Linked DNA regions of Homo sapiens: region 2 is linked to region 1. Evidence: chromatin loops called from intact Hi-C (ENCODE). Cell type or tissue: PC-9. All regions are shown on one strand. Links, peaks and the distances in the headings refer to the core of each region. The heading gives the core; the rest is flanking DNA.

Region 1 (8,505 bases), core at 2,289-7,288:
GCTTTTCCCAAAGACTTGAAAAGAAGGGACATCAGATGAGCCTCTTAAAGTCCCTAAAGATCAGGCAAGGTGAAGAAAGAACCTCGAGAGCGCCTTGAAGACAGACAGACCGGCAGGCTGAGCTGCTAACTGGTCGCCCACACCAGATTACCGTAAGAGTATGTGTGTCAGTCAAGTGTCTGGCCAGGTTTGGAAGCCAGGAAAAAGTGAGAGACAGCAGCAAACAGCTCCATCACTTGGTTAGACCCCACTCCCCGAGCAGCAGTGGCAAGGAAAGCCAGCCTGGAATGCAGTGGCTGCAGCTGTCCCCTCGGCCTGAGGCCCTTGGACACTGGGCCTGTGCAACTAACTACTCCCACTCTGAGCCCATGTTCCGCGGGCAGCCCCCGACATCTGTGCAGATGGAGGACTGGGGTCACCCTGCAGCTATACCAGCCAGCCTGCTGAGAAGATTCTGCATCTCCTAAGATGTCGCTTGCTATTCTGACATCATATCTTGGTCTCTTTTGTTTAATTATGACAAAGCATTCTCTGCAAAATGCCGCTGTTCTCATCATCCTGGTCCAAGCCAAGTTCTGAATCTGAGAGCGGGACACCAGCCCGAAGCCAAAGGTGAGCTCTTCACATGGGAAAACCAGCCTGGGTTCCTGGATTCTTCTCAGAAGAGAACTAAGACTATTAGAAAATAGAATTCTGCAATACTTTGTTTTCACAGGTGTAGAAAAATTATATTCGATTTTTACCCTTGGCCTGTTTTATTATAATGACCTCTCTTTTTCCTGCCTTTCAATCCAGCTGAGACAATGTATGCATGTTTACATCATGTGTGTATATACATCTACTTGCACATAGATGTATATAGTTATATATGTTTAATGTATATATGAATAAAATGTGCATACAGCAGACTTAGGGACTTCTCTGGAGGGAGGAATAAAGGTTGTAAAGTAGAAGAATATCTACCAATCCAGTTGCATATGGATTTCTTTGAATCACTGACCATTTCAGTCAAACTCTCCACATTTTGCAGGGAAGTCTTTCACCTGCGCAGTCCCTAATGCCTGTTTCATACCTGGGAGAGTTTTTGTTATACCATTTGAAGACAGTTGGATTACAGATCCAACTCCAATCTCCTGTCCTGTCACAGTGTCCCTGTGTGATGCTCTTTTTTGACCCACACACTGTATAGGTCCTAGACTTCCCATATGGTATCAGTGGACAATTAAGGAGACTTCACCACTAGCTACTTCTGTCTGCTCAATATGCTCTTTCTGAATAACGGTGAAAAAAATCTATTCACAGTTCAGCCAAACATGCTTTCTTTATGTTACGCAGCATATGGGGCAATTTGTCAAGGTAATAGTAAGTCTCTTGGAAGGCTAGAAGGCTGCAATTCATTATCTGAAAAACAAAACCTCAACCATGCTTTATGCCAGTGGAGATGAAATCCTCTCAATATCAGAAACCAACGATTGCTAAGGAAACAGGGGAAGAAAGGGTCTCCCTCTATTCCAATAAGGAAGCCATTGCCTGACCAGATCCCCTTTTCCCTATTTTCATCTCATAATTGGAAATGAATATGTCAGAGAATATATGCCACCTCACCCAGATGGAATGTCTAGGCTAAATTTCCATGCAAAGACTTTTGTGCTTTTATTTTCCAAAATTCCTTTACAGAATCTTGGTTCCACGAAAATACAAGATTTTAAAAGCCAATAATAGCTTTTTAAGGAAGAGAGATAAAAAAGGTAGGAATCTAAACCAGCATAACTCAAAAGTCCTCGTTCCCCTTATAAGTTTTCCATTGCCTGAATTTTCAAGCAGCAGATGACTATAAATCCTGTAAGGAATAAATTGTTGCATATGTTGATCTATTTACTTAAAAGTTGGGCAAACAGTAGCTAGACAGGCAATGTAGTTAAGTGCATAGACTCTGGGATTAGACTGCCTGGAGTCCAGTCTCATTAGGCAGTCACTTGCTGTTTGACCTTGGGTAAATCACACCTTCTGTGCTCCAGCTTCCGTATAAAAATTGTAAAAAGCAATTAAAATGGTATCTGTCTCAACAATTGTAGTGAGAATCTAATACATTTATACATGTGTCCATTTATAATAGGATGGTTTTAGAGTAAAAAAGCTTTAGAATCATGGACAAGTAAAGAGATGGACTAGTAGTTTGAGGCCCCAACCAAGTCTAGAAACGTAAATTTTTAGTAGAGTTGTAGAATTTTCTCTCGGGATTAACTGCCATGAAGCAACAGATGATAGCGCTGGTATGAAATCAGGATTCGTAGAATTGAGCACAGTACAGAAATAAGGTGCTGAGGGAGTTAAGGATTCTGGGAACAGTCAGGTCCAGTGTTAAACTAATGGGATCAGGGCAGGAAGGAAATGTGGCTGCCCAGGGCCTTCTGAACAAAAGGACAGGGAGAATAAGTGAGCTTAAGGTTGGAAAACTGAGGGTTTGTATTCTAGGAGAGGCACTGGAGTTTAATAGTTCAGGAAATGGAATGGTTTGATGAGATGCTCCAGAATTCTTAGGGAGTAGTTGGCAACTCCAAAGTAAAGGTGAAGATTTGTGCTTTAAATCAATAGACTGTAATTCAGAAAAAGACAGAATTCAAGGTCCCAAACAGTATTTTTTAAGTAAACAGATCTAATTTGTTTGTTTGCTTCATTTTTTGAGGTAGAAAAGTATAGAAGATTCAAGTAATCTTCCTTTTGATCTAAGAATAGTGGTAATATAATTATGTGATAAATAAAAGAAGGAAATCAAAATACTCCAGTTTTATAACATAAATATAACTACAGCATGCATTTTCAATAGAGGCAATATCACTCCTTAGGAGGTAAAAATTCCGGAAGCAAAAAAATTATTAGATATGATATTTATTTGTGGCTCTCCAAAGCTCAACCTTACCCAACAAAACCTTATTTTCTCTGGCAGGGTGTGGTGGCTCACACCTGTAATCCCAGCACTTTGGGAGGCCGAGGCAGGTGGATCACTTGAGATCAGGAGTTGGAGACCAGCCTGACCAACTTAGTGAAACCCCGTCTCTACTAAAAATACAAAAATTAGCTGGGCGTGGTTGTGGGCACCTGTAATCCCAGCTACTCAGGAGACTAAGGCAGGAGAACCAACCTTATTCTCTAGTATTTAATTTCTCCTATTGAGTTTTCTTAGATATCACAAAAGCAGCATGGACACTGAGTTCCTGGCAGAGACCCAAAACGTATCCAAGGTCATGTTACAAAAATGTGGCAAATGGCCATGAGTAGGGGGCTTCTTCTCCATCCCTTGCTCCATTTCAAAGTCACATGGGGAGAGCTGGCCTGTGCTGTTGGCTGCCCTGGTCACCTTGTAAGCATTGCTTCTCACATGATCTCAGTGATTTTATGTGTGACTTAGGCTTTGGGAATTAAATGTAATTGTTTGTATTTTATCATTTAATTATAAAAATGTTATTCAACTCATTGTTGACTATGTCAAGTGCTAAAAAAAAAGCAGTGATGAATTATAGTTAAAAAGTATCTTTTCTTATCAAGCAAAAGTTAACTTCACTAAATTTTTGAAGAAATTAATTTTTCAATTATTCACCTTTGATGGGAAAAAGCAGTTATGAATGATGTTTAAAATGTATATTACATTGCTATTATTATATATTTATAAACAATGTGATCCATTGCAGTTTGTATAAAGCAATAAATTACATTAATAGTTATTAGGCTAAAAAGAGAAAGTTAAATGTTATAGCTTTTAATTTTAAGTTTTAACTTAAGCATTTTATTTAGTCATTCTTAACCTGGCAATGAATAAAATTAGTAAGGTTTGTACTTAGTCTTTTTCTTTTCGTATGAAGCACAGACATGTACACTACATAAGCAGATATACAGTGTACTCATGGTATTAAAGTTTCTCATAGGTGATGATTAGACAAAAATCTGATGTCTATTTTCTCTTCCCCAAATTAATATAATACTAGTAGTAATGCAATCAGGTCACGTAATACCTGCATTAGGCAAAGATCTGATGCATCAATAACAGCATTTGAGAAATCTTCTCAAAATTAAAAACTAGGTGAACACTCCCCATTCCCCTGAGATGTAATAAATATCGCAGATTGGCTGGGATTCTTTTTGTCCATGACTTTATAATTTTCCTAAATACAAACATACCTATAGCAAATCAAACAACACTATGTATTGTGACAATCTGATATTTTTTAATTATAAAGAGACACTCATCTTTGAGTGAATACACATTGATATTTATTCCCATAATCTGGATTTATTAAAATTAAGCTTCCGAGCTGGGTCCTTGATTTAGGCTTAAATTCCCTGACCCAGTTTTGATGCTAGTGCCAAGTTCCAAATGTATGAAATGGAGTTGTTTCTGCCTTAAGACTGAAAGCAGTTAACAGAAAGCCTCCATTTTAAGTTTTTATCCATAAAGCGGAGAAGCTGAGTGGGTTGATATGGGGGTGGAGAGGGGTTTGCCTTAAACAGATATTCTTCCTCATGAACCAGTTTTCTCTGTGGATATTTAGACTAGCAAAACAGACCACGCTGGTCAGGAGGCGGGCGGAGGTGTACAAGCAGATTAGGAGTAACGTTATCCCTTGACTTAGGCCTGTATGACTGAGACACACATACGCACACACATGCACGGCACTGCATGTGCTCAGAAGGACCTGGTCTCATCCTGAAGGTGGAGTAGGATGACAGAGGCTGTGATTAAATTCAAGCTCTCACAGCAGCAGTCTAAGTCATCCTTTGAGAGGACTGTATTCAGGGTGGAACTCCGAAAAGAAATCCTCCGTCTCTCTTACTGCCAATTCACAAATCATATGCTCTTTAGCAAACAACAACAACAAATATACAAACGAAAAAACCCAGGGGCCGTTCTTCTTCCTCCTGGGACTCAGGTTTGTGCTTGTTACCTGGAGGCCTTTGTGAAGTGACACGTGTAGGTGCACAGTCTCTCCCCACCCGCGTCGTCACAGTCAGTGCCTGAGTTCTCTCTGGCAAGTTCAAGTTCGAGAGAGAGTGTGTTTCCTCAGACTTAGAGCCAGGCCCTCAGGGAGCTGGGAGTGCACTACTGTGCTGGGAGGGGTTTTGAGGAATGCTGACGTTTTCCCCGAGGTCATTTGTCGAGCTTCACTGGCTTTCCCACTTTCTGAAGATTCCTCTTGTTAGTTTCTATTTATATAAGGACTCACCTCCTTTCAACTAAAGCAGGGATCCCCCTCCCCCACCCCGGGCCTGTCTGTGGCCTGTTAGGAACCGGGCCGCACAGCAGGAGGTGAGCAGCCCAGCCTAGCCAGCATTACCGCCCAGCTCCGCCTCCTGTCAGAACAGCAGAGGCATTCCATTCTCATGGCAGCGGAGCCCTACTGTGAACTGCACACGCGGGGGATCTAGGTTGCGTGCTCCTTTTAAGAATCATCTAATGCTTGATGATCTGTGGAACAGTTTCATCCTGAAAACATCCCCCCATCCTCACCTCCACCCAGCTCCATGGGAAATCTCTTCCCTGGAGTTACCAATCAGGAAAGTAGAAATCCAATAGTTTGATTAGACACAACTTTCCATGCAGAACGAATGATATCACACATGCGATGAGGGAGATGGGTAAAATCATTTCAAACGGTCATCCCGGAACTAAAATTCTATTGCACAAGTCATCACTGTGGTTCAGTAATGGACCAAAAGGAGTGTACGCTTATAGCCAATTCTACTTCTGAGCTCAAAAGTAATTTGAAAGGTCAATGAGTTTTTAAAACCAATTTTACACAATTCCTCATTTCCTTAGAATATGAGATTATATTCTTTACACTCTTAAAAATTTACAGCACACTAACAAGCGATCATAGACATACAAGAACATTAAGAAGAATAGGAAAATAAATTGTTATAAACAGGGAAAACAGCAAGTGAAAGAATAAATAAAAAATGATTCATCTTTACCAAACTAGACTTCTAAGCTTAGTTCTAACATCCGATATCTCAAATACTAAAAGCAATTGAATACTTAATGATAATCAGTTCTTTCATTATAGCTGGTTTCAATGTGAAAACAGTTACTAATCAATTTGCCGTATGCATGGTTACTGTGGATATTATTTATTTGCGTATTATTTATTTATTAACATAAAATTTTGGTATTCACAAGAAAATTTCAGAAACTGTCTCTATTCTCTGAAGATGTAAATAAATGAAGATGAAAGAGGAAAAAAACAATTTTGATAATTTCATGCTTCAGCTGAGGACCTGTGTTTGACAGCAAAAGCACCAGGCTTTGTACTTCTCTCTTTTTTCACTGATTCCTGGCATAGCACAGTGCTTCTGACCTGCATAAAACTAAATATTTCTATAAATGCTCTCAGTCTTCTGTTATTTCAAAAAAATTGACAGCAGGAAAGACCATTAAAAGATCAAGGTTTATGTCAAGCAACTAAAAGAAATTAAATTTTGTTCATCTATCAGAGTTTGTCGAGGGAAACATTTCGGGCAGCAGTAGTCTTTCTATGGCAGGACTATTTTTCTATGCTGAAGCCTTATTAGCAAGCATCTTGCTCAGTATATGCCAGGAATTTCTCTCCAGTCACTGAAATAACCAAAAATCTGATGTGCTCCCTGAGCAGCAGAGCATCCCGGAATTGAGAGCTATTGAAAGATAACATACATGAAACTCCTTAAAATGGAAAAATAAAATCTCACTTCTGATGATCTGTTTACTGCCATCTTGATCAAGCAGCACCTGGTGTCCTGCTCTCCGCTACTCCCACACATGAATTTCCCAGTCCTCAAAAAGGGAGCATCTTGCAGAACTCTTTCCCAAGGCTAAGCTTGTGCTTGCCTTCTGGAAATCAAGAAGATATGCTTCGCTTTCACAGAAGAGTTTCTTGGGGTTAATGTGAGTCCACTATTCTCCTCCCTGGAATGTATGAGTTCCCGCAGAGACAGTGGGGCAGAGGAGAATGGTCCTGAGTGTCTCCAAATACTCAACTGCTCTCCTGGGAATGGGAGCACATAGGGCAGCAGTTACTCTTCCTATCTGCAGGCACATAAACTACCTTTTGGCTTTTCCTCAACAGGCTTTCCCATTAACATCCCCCATCTAGAGAAGGGCCACCAGAAAAACAAAAAAACAGAAAATACTATCAGCTATGTTTCATGCAAGGAAAAGATGGAGACAGAAGTTGACTGAGGTCCAATGGCAATACTTTGCATGTTAAAAATTTAATTTATTTGCACTATTTTCTTTCTTATAGGATGAATAATTGCAATTCTAATGTATAACCCAAACATTACTATCCTAAATCTGATTATTTATCTTGTTTTAACAATAGCTATATTTATAATATTTAATGCAGATCTGATCCCTAACTTTTGCATCCAATAGTTAAATTTTTTAAAAAGAAAATTTTATCATTTATTTCATTTTTTAAAGATATTTACTTTCCAATCACTTAAATATTTATCATACATATTTTTATTGTGATAAATATACATAATATAAAATGTAACATTTTAACAAATTTTAAGTGCGCAATTTTATTTTGTTACAATTTAGCTGGAATTTTGAAGTTAGTAGAATAGAAAAATTAGGAGTTAGCTAATTGAAATTATGTTCTCTCACATCAGAAGTTCAAACTTAACCCAAGATTGTCTGCTTGCTAGGAAATCATTGGTAACCTCCTACGGACATTTTAAAATGGGAAGAGCCATACAGTCCAAGCAATAATTTGAATGCAATCATTAGATCCAGCTGCATGATCCTTCAAGACGCCCTTAAAGGAAGTATTTATCTTCTAGGTTAATTGTAATTTTCATAACAACACTATGATAGAAGTATTATTGTTTATGGATCAGAACACCGAATCCTTTAAAATACTTTGGTAACTTGCCCAAATTAAGTGGAGTATTTGAATGCAGTTCATTCTGAATCCAAAGCCTGTGAATTTAACCCCCACACTGTTGTTCCTGTCTCTATCAGACAAGGCTCATTAGCATCTAAATAGGTCTTCATAAGGTACTCAGCATGGGAGAAAGTAGATAAAAATATAACACAGAAGAGGTTATATAAAAAAACCTATAGTCCTGAATTTGAATTGAAAGTACTAGTATAAACTCATGATGTATTTATCTCTAAAAAGCCCTAGCCCTCTTCACAGTAAAGGACTAGAAAACTAGCACCCCGCTTGTGATTTTAAACTAGTATTGCCAACCGAATGGCACCCAGGCTCTTTGGAGACCTGGCTGATTCTAGGTCTACACCAGGATCTCTACAAGTTGAACCTGGAGCATCTTGTCTTATCAGAATGCAAGAAAGTGGTCACAAGCTCATGTCAGGAGGGCTCAGGAGCCACTGGCAGATACTTCCACTGGCCAAAGTGAGCTCATGTGAACTTCAAGGATAAGAATTTCACAGTTAGTGTGTCCATTCCCAGTTTTTTCACTTTGGTGTACTTCTGTACACTCTATGGCTTAGTTGATTTTCAA
Region 2 (8,505 bases), core at 2,310-7,309, 110 kb after region 1:
AAATATAGAAAAAGAAGAAATCAATGGATTAAAGAACCATATAATAAAAATATTACTGGAAACTGAAATTGTTTCTTTGAAAATATCAACAATGCAAAGCCCTAACAACACTGATCAATTGAAAAGAGAGTACATTATCTTTAATTGATGTTAAAAATTCAAACAAACATATTGGAAACAAACAAACATACTATAAAATGAAAGAGGAGATAACAGATATATAATTGCTTTAATGTTGTGAATAAGTATCCATTAAACCTCGAAGAAATTGACAACTTTCTGGGAAAATGTAAAAAGACAAAATAGTCACAGAATGAAATTTAGTAGAACTAATATAGGCCAATAGTATTTAAAGAAATTGAGATTCATTAAAGATATTCCAAGGCCCAGGTCCTGGAAGCTCACAGATGAGTTCTGTCAGGCTTCAAAGAAATAGGTAATTCCTCTCATGTACAGGTTGTTCCAGGAAAGAGAAAGAGGATGAGCTGCTCAAGTAATTTTATGACACCAGGATAACTAGATAAGGCCATTGGTTAAAAAAAAAAAAAATGACAGTCAGCCCAAATTCTTTGATTCTGCCTGAGAGACTTAAAGCTATCGTTGCAATCATAAGCCATACATTTAATGGAAAGCCTTTCAATAATAATGTGAAGACTGATGGCACAGAGGTTTTGAAAATATAATTTGTCAAATTGGATATTAAAGATCTTTACCTTGAACATACTAATAATACAATAGTAAGCAAATGTAGGGTGGGAGTCCTTTCTGGTCATATTCATTGTTATTCTGTGTCACGTAACATGAATTTTGGTCTTTTATTCTAGTCATCCTAAGACATCCTACTTTTTTGATATAAACGGTTCATTGTTATTTCATATGGCTCATCTGTGTATCTGTTTATTGGAAGTAACATTTACTTATTTTATTTATTGTAAAATAATCTAATTTTTACTATGCACCCCAGAACTATGATGATATGCTAAGATCTCTTGACTTCATCTAATAACATCACCTTTACTGAAGTGGATAGGTTTAACTATGTAGTCAAAGTATTAATAATATTAAGTAGGTGGGATAAATCACCAGTTCTCAGTGAAGACCTAGGGATTTCCAGAGACCCCTTCCAAAAGTTCATGGTGTCGAAACTATTTTCATAATAATGTGATGGTATTAGGTGCTCTTCTCACTGCACGGATATCTGCAACAGTGGTGTGATGCAGTGTGAGGTAAAAATGCTAAATCAAGTTTTACTTTACTTGATTTACTAAATCAAGCAGTGGCACCAAACTGTATGAGTGGTGATTACATTCACCACTACCATGTACTCACATTGAAATAAGTGCCAGTGTTGCTTAAGAATGACCTTAATGGGCCGGGCACAGTGGCTCACACCTGTAATCCTAGCACTTTGGGAGGCCAAGGTGGGCGGATTGCCTGAGCTCAGGAGTTCAAGACCAGCCTGGACAACACGGTGAAACCCCGTCTCTACTAAAATACAAAAAATTAGCCAGGCGTGGTGGTGTGCACCTGTAGTCCCACATACTTGGGAGACTGATGCAGGAAAATCGCTTGAACCCAGGAGGTGGAGGTTGCAGTGAGCCAAAATTGCACCATTGCACTCCAGCCTGGGCAACAGGGCGAGACTCCATTTCCAAAAAAAAAAAAAGAAAAAAAGAATGGCCTTAATAAAAGGAAAAGATGATAATTTTATACAATCTTGGGTGATAATTTTATACAATCTTGACCTATAGGTACACATCTCTTTAATATTGTGTCTGTTGTGTCTGACGAAATGGGAAGTGCTCATAGAACTGGTCTGCTGTGCACTGTGGCATGAGAGTTGTCTCCAGGAAATCACTTGCAGAGTTATTTGAGTTGTGAGGTGAAAGACATAGTCACATTTTTCTTGGAATGCTATTTGTATACTTGATAGAACAACTGAAAGACAAGTTATGGTTATTCAGGCTTAGATTTTTGCAGACATGTTCTCAAAAATTAACAAAGTAAGCCTGTCAATTCAGGGAAAATAACTGACATTTGTTGCCAATGATGAGATTTGAGCTTTAAAATGAACATTAGAATTTTTGAATACTTATATCTGTCATTGTGAGCTTGACAGCTTCCCCAAACTTAAAGTCATTTCTGATGAGCTTTGTAGTGAGATATCAATGGATATAATTTGTGATATTATAGAACTAAATGTGTCATCATTTGGAAGATCTGCATTAGTCAGTGAATCAGTGTTTAGTTAAGTGACCAATGTATGATGTTACAATATCACCCTTGGGCAAATGATCCATTCAAAGCCCAAGATGGACCAATGGATTTTGATATAAATAAGTATAAAAGGTTGACTGACATGGTTTCAGATTCCATATTGCAATTAACCTTTAAGAAACTACTACTGTCAAGCTTTGTTAGATTATTCACAATCAGCTGACAAGGCTATTAGAATACTCATCTTTTGTCCAGTTATATAGCTAATTGAGGCCAGAATATCTCCATATTCTTCAAATAAGGCAACATATTGCAACAAATTGAATGCAGAAATAGACGTGAGAATCCAGGTGTCTTTCATTAAGCCCAACATTAAAGAGATTTGCAAAAATGAAAAAGAATGCCACTCTTCTAAGTTTTTCAGAAAATATCTTTAAATATATATATTATACATTATTAAACATATGTGTTAATGTGTTGTGGGTTTATTATTGTCATTTCAAATAAATTAATAGTTTTTTAAGTTCTCAATTTTAATTGAGAATGTGATAACTATGGATAGATGTAATACAACAGTAGAAGAAAAGCAGCTCTTTGGAATCCTCAATAATTTTTAAGAGAATATTAAAATTTTTAAGACATCAAATAGTTTGAGACCTCTTCAACTAAATGTACATTTAATAACAAATATATTTCAAACAAAAAATAGTAAAAAGTTACCAACTAGAAAAAAATTTTAAATGTGTATGTTATCAAAGTAATATATTGTATAAAGTGTATGCAGTTCAATGATAAATATCAAACATATTAGACTGGTGCCTACCAAAGAGATTAAGAAAAAAAGAAATTAAGAACACTGAACACTTGTGGTCATTTTAGGAGGATATGAAATTACTCTATATCATCAGCTTAATGAAGAAAGCATAGCGGATAAAAAAATATATCGAGCATTCATTTTCCTTTTTAAGCATGATCAATCCTTGATAAATTCTCTTTTTCTAGAATCCATAGAAGTTAGCATCACTGGATTCAATTCACCTTATAAGCTTTATATAAGAGCCTTTCTAAATTTCCCAGACAGTCTATGGCAGTTTAAACACCGTGTTCTTGCAATTGCATCTCTCTTCTTTGATGCACATACCCAGTAACCGACCTAAATGCTTTATCCTCTCTTATTACAACATGAGATAAATTCCCTGGGGCCATTAAGATATAACTCAATCACTAAATAAACTGGTATGATTCAGAGAGTCCTTGACTGTCTTGAACTATATTATAAATGGAAAAATAAAATTCAATGCCTAAAATTCTAAAATACCTCCATAAAATAAAATAGCATAATTTCATTACAAAAAAAATCTTCTGTATAATTTTGTATAGCAAACTCTGAATTTCTATAGCCTGTCCTGATAAATTTGCATATGTATTCAATAGTCAATTAAGCTTTTAACAAGGGTAGGTTTTTGAAAGCGTCCAATAAATACTTATCTTTCCACCTGAGCACTGCCTTTCATAAAAACTAAAAGAGCAAAGCCAAATGACCTCCATATTACTGATTAATCTGGGTAGCAGGGCACCTCAGCTTAAGATCAATGGGCTGGCTAGTATTCTCTCCAAGGTGGATCTTGGAACTGTCTCTCAGGAGAAAGCTCCAGGCAATAGGAGAGACACACCTACCATGTTTCTTCCTCCCACCATTAGAGGAGAATGCCCCCAACTCAGTGTTGTTGGCGGATAAGCTCCATCTAAGTGAGAAACTGGGAACAACAGCTGTCTTCTCCGTCTGTATCTCAATCCAATGTCAAGGGGAGAGTTAAGACATGGGTCAGGAGATTTCATATTTAGTGGAAATCGCTCCTCAGGGAACCCGGAGAAATGTAGGCATTCTAATCCTCAAGGAACTATGGTACTTAATAACAGTGAAAATGACAAATATTCACTTTATGAATATTATTTCAGAAACTAATTTAAGTATACTAACATATTTTCACATAAAGCCCACATTCCAATCTACTCTTTCTTTTTTACGTATGAGAGAACCAAGCCAGAAGAAGTTGAATAACATTTTGAAGGTCTCAGAGCTGTTAGGTGGAGGATGCAGCCATTAAATCCTCTATTTTTTTTTTAATTTTGTGTTTTGATTTTTGTGGATACATACTAGGTATATATATTTATGGGGCACATGAATTGTTTTGATACAGACATGCAATGTGTAATAATCACAACAGAGAGAATGGGTACCCATCCCCTCAAGTATCTATCGTTTGTGTTACAAAAAATCCAATTATACTTTTAGTTATTTTAAAATGTACAATTAAATTATCATTAACTACAGTCACCATGTTGTGCTATCAAATACTAGGTCTTATTCATTAGAACTATTTTTTTGTACTCATTAACCATCCCACTGCCCTTCCCAGCTCCTAGTAACCATCCTTCTGCCCTAAATCCTAACTTTAAATTAAATGCACATCTTCTCTGAGCTGATAAGGATATTTTAAAAAAACATATATTTCAAACATAGCTAGGGAATCAAAGTACACTTGAAATTTATCAATAATGTATTTTCTTTCTTTTTGCAATTGCTGTAGTGGCCAAAACATGGCACAGAACATAAATCACACACATTTGTTTTTATTTTATCATCAAAAACATAGTATTAATCATGCATCAGTAGCTGTACCACAATTATCATGTTGTCTCCATAATATTAAAATCAGATTTTTTGTTTTGTTGCAGATTGTGTTTTAGCAAAACAGATTACCCATCCTTTTATGGGGAGAAACCGTTTTTAATAAGGCAACTCCACACTGTCCATTTTCCCCTCCTAACTGACAGCTCAAAAGATAACAAAAGGGCCTAAAAGGCAATCCTCGACCAGATGCACATTCTTCCCCTTTGGAGATGATGAAGTCAAGCAGAGAAAACGCAGTGAGTCACCGTGCTTCTTGCCCACACGGTCATCACCATGGCAACGACAGTTGCCAGGTGGAGAATTCTATCATACATCGTAATTGCTATGTCCACTTTAAGCAGATTAGGAAGGAAAAGATCTGCAATTTTGGCCTGAATTAAAATACTCTAAAGTAAATAAGAGAGTATTGACATCATAACCAATAAAGTGTAATTATATGATATGTACTGCTATAAAAACTGTACGTATTTAGACATAAGAATACTGATAACTAAAAATAATACCCCTCACTATGTATTTAATATCTTGAGGTATCACCACAATTAATGGACTTGATCACACATGTAATTCCAAATCAAGGAAGTTTATGATGAGTACTACACACAAAAAAAATGATGCTTATAAGATTCTAATATCCTTCAAATAAGAAGAGAAGCCACTGCAATTTTTAGAGTTTCCCTGGAGCAATAATACAGAAAAGATATTATTGAATCCACTGGAGAAGATATTGAATAAGAAATATGTCCATTTGTTAATATGTCTAACACTTGCTAAGAATAACAAACTCAGAAACAAATATTAGAGAAGTAAATAATAATCCACTTCACTTCTCAATAACATTAAAGGGCATTACAATATACACTGCCTTCCTATTGAAGGTCAGATCTATTTTAAATGATTTTTTTCAAGCTGTATTGTCTACAGGTTTTTCCATCTATGTATGTAATTGTGTAAGATTGGAAAAATGTACAAGGGTGTACAAATTTTAATTTCACAATGTTTTGATGACAAATATTCAGATATTACATGCCTGTAATCCCAGCACTTTAGGAGACTGAGGCAGGTGGATCATGAGGTCATGAGTTCAAGACCAGCCTGACTAACATGGTAGAAATATCTCTAGTCAATGAGATTCACATTCCCATTGCCTCCTTGAGGCTGTCAGAAACCTACAAGTAAGGCTTAAGTACAGCAAACAAGCCAGTATTGGTCTCCTGGTGCTATTATCTCAAGTCTCCCTCTAGGGGACTCATTTTTCTGTTTAGTGTTAGAGAATATCTAATTTTTATTTTTTGAAAATAAGATATGTGTTGAAAATAATTTATTTAAAAGTGGAAAAGAATCCAGAGTAGAAGGAAAAAATCCTGCCGATGTTAATCTGACTCTGTTTGAGAAATATGGGATTCAAAAGCACCCTTAGAAGTTAAAGTGACTCACCTAATTTTGGAGCTAATTTTAAGTGAAAAGGAAAAACTGAGTGAGAAATATTATCTGATAGAAAAAAATACTCAAAAGACTTGAACAAATGCTTTACAAATAACGAAGTCTGGTGGCAATTCCAGGAAACATGGAAAAATCACAATCTACCCTGTTTCTCTCATGTAGAGTTTTCAGACAGCTGTCCTATGCATTCTGTCCAGGATGTATAACTTCCATCCTAGACAGAATGCATAGGACAGCTATTTGAAAACTCTGAAAAATAAATGGTCACAGGTTAATTGAGGAAGGAAAGCGAGGTTAAAAACATCACCAAACCGAGGGGTATTTTTTATCATTTTCTTTTCTTCCAAGATAACATGATCTGGACTCAGAGACAGACAGAATGCCAATAGTATGGATTGGATGTGGGCAGATGAGCTCCATGATAAGCCCTCTCTTTATTGTCTAAGGAGTGGGAGAGGGGACACCTAATGGTCAGAGAGTGAAAAAATCCTTCAGGGTTTTTTTGCCTTTGTTCCTTTCTCTTCTGCCTCCCAACCCTACTCTCAGGCAATACCATAGCTGCTGTAGCAGCATGACAACAGCAAGGGTAGCCAGGCATGTCCCTAAAACTTTAAGGGAGGATAAATTTTTCCTGCAACTGGAGACTTAAGATCTCAAGAATATGGGACAAGGCCCTGTTGTTCATTTTTCTCTCTTGGTCCTCTAATTGCTTGACCCAGAGTACAGACAGTCACAGCAATTGTATGGAAGAATGAGAAAAATAAAACCCAAAACTTCTGGTGAGAAAACAGGGAAAGAAGGTTCCCGGAAACAGGAAACTGTCAGATAGGTCACAGAGAGAAGGGAGATTGAGAGAGTGATCCCATAATACCACATATAAAATATGGTCTCACCCCTGAGTTTGAGAACTGAGCTACAAGGTACAATGCTGCTCCAGACTGTCAACTAGCCGGTGGTCCAAGAGCAGGACTTATCCCAAGAACACTGCAAACACTTGAAAACCGAACTTCAAAACAACTGTTATAAATATGCTTCAAGGTGTAAAGGCAAATACTATTGAAATGAATAGAAAGTTAGAAAATAACAGGAAAAAATAGAAAATATAATAAAAAAATGAAAATTTTAAAGTTGAAAAATAATATCAAAATTAAAAATTTACTGGACAGGCTCAACAGCAGCAGATGAAGATGGCAGAGGAAAGAGTCAATACATGTGAAGATAGAAATTAACCAATTGTGCAAAAGAAAGAGAAAAGATTTAAAGAGAGAGCTAAACAGATTCTTAGATATCTATGTGGAAATACCAAGAGATTTAACATTCATGTCAAGCTGTGTTGCCTCCAAGTTCTCCCATCTATCTATGTAGCTATATAAGATTGAAAAAATATATAAGGCTGTATAACCTTTAATTTTGCAATGTTTTTGATGCAAAGTATTTTGATAGAACTGTCAAAATATTTTTAGACAATGAGATTCACATTCCCCTTGCTTCTCTTGAGGCTGTCAGAAACCTAAAAATAAGACTTAAATGTAAGAAACAAGCCAGGGCAAAGGAGAGGAGAAGGAGTGCAACAGCAGAGGAGAAAGAATGCAATGTAGAAAATTAAAATTTGAAGAACTAGTAACTGAACTCCCCCCCAAAAAATTTGTCAAAAGTGTCAAATAAAAGCAAGCTGGACTTACAAAAGGAGAGGCTTTAATTAGAAAGTAAGACTAGTTCAATAGGAAGAACACTCCAAGCTCAAAAATCTGTGATATCTCAAAATCCTGTGGGGAAAAAATTCTTCTTTCATAGGTAAAGGAGTATGTGGGTAGAGATAAGCAGCATCTTTGCAGGGAAAGTTGAGTCTGACAGGAGAAGAGTCTCACTGTAGTCAGCTGATTCCCAAGAGAAACTAATGGGGCGGGGGTGTCACACCACACTTTTTTGTGCTTGCTCAGGCTTGAGTGCAAGAAGAGTTCCTGGGCCTGTAGGAAAGAAAAAAGCCTTACTAAAGCTTGGTCAAGACAATGCATAGGTTAAGAAATGAGCAATAGTGAGCACTTGGCTAAAAGACACACAAGGAATTCAGCTCAGCAAATTTGAAATACTTCCATTTCAGACACATTATGTTCAAACTGCTGGAAACTAAAGACAAGAAAAAACTTGAA

Evidence for each region. A loop is a pair of places that touch in the nucleus more often than their neighbours do. Peaks named below come from ENCODE experiments on the same cell type or tissue, not always from the same donor. Only the 100,000 strongest peaks of a DNase experiment are listed, where the experiment ranks them.
Region 2: it touches region 1 in a loop (9-fold over the local background); 1 of 110 quality-filtered maps calls a loop at or near these places.

The regions. Positions count from the first base shown.
Region 1 is chr9:90,428,491-90,436,995 of GRCh38, forward strand. It overlaps LINC01508 (long intergenic non-protein coding RNA 1508), which reads right to left and starts at 4,999. Exons shown (of 3, transcript NR_109795.1): 1 at 4,941-4,999. In PC-9, for the core only: no CTCF peak of the experiment used is centred there; a DNase peak (open chromatin) is centred at 5,151; H3K4me3 peaks cover 2,051 bases; H3K27ac peaks cover 2,187 bases.
Region 2 is chr9:90,541,283-90,549,787 of GRCh38, forward strand. The region is part of intron 1 of LINC01501 (long intergenic non-protein coding RNA 1501); the gene reads right to left. Among named protein-coding and RNA genes, the nearest start is that of LINC01501, 37 kb to the right of the region's middle. In PC-9, for the core only: CTCF peaks have their summits at 6,844 and 7,057; a DNase peak (open chromatin) is centred at 5,159.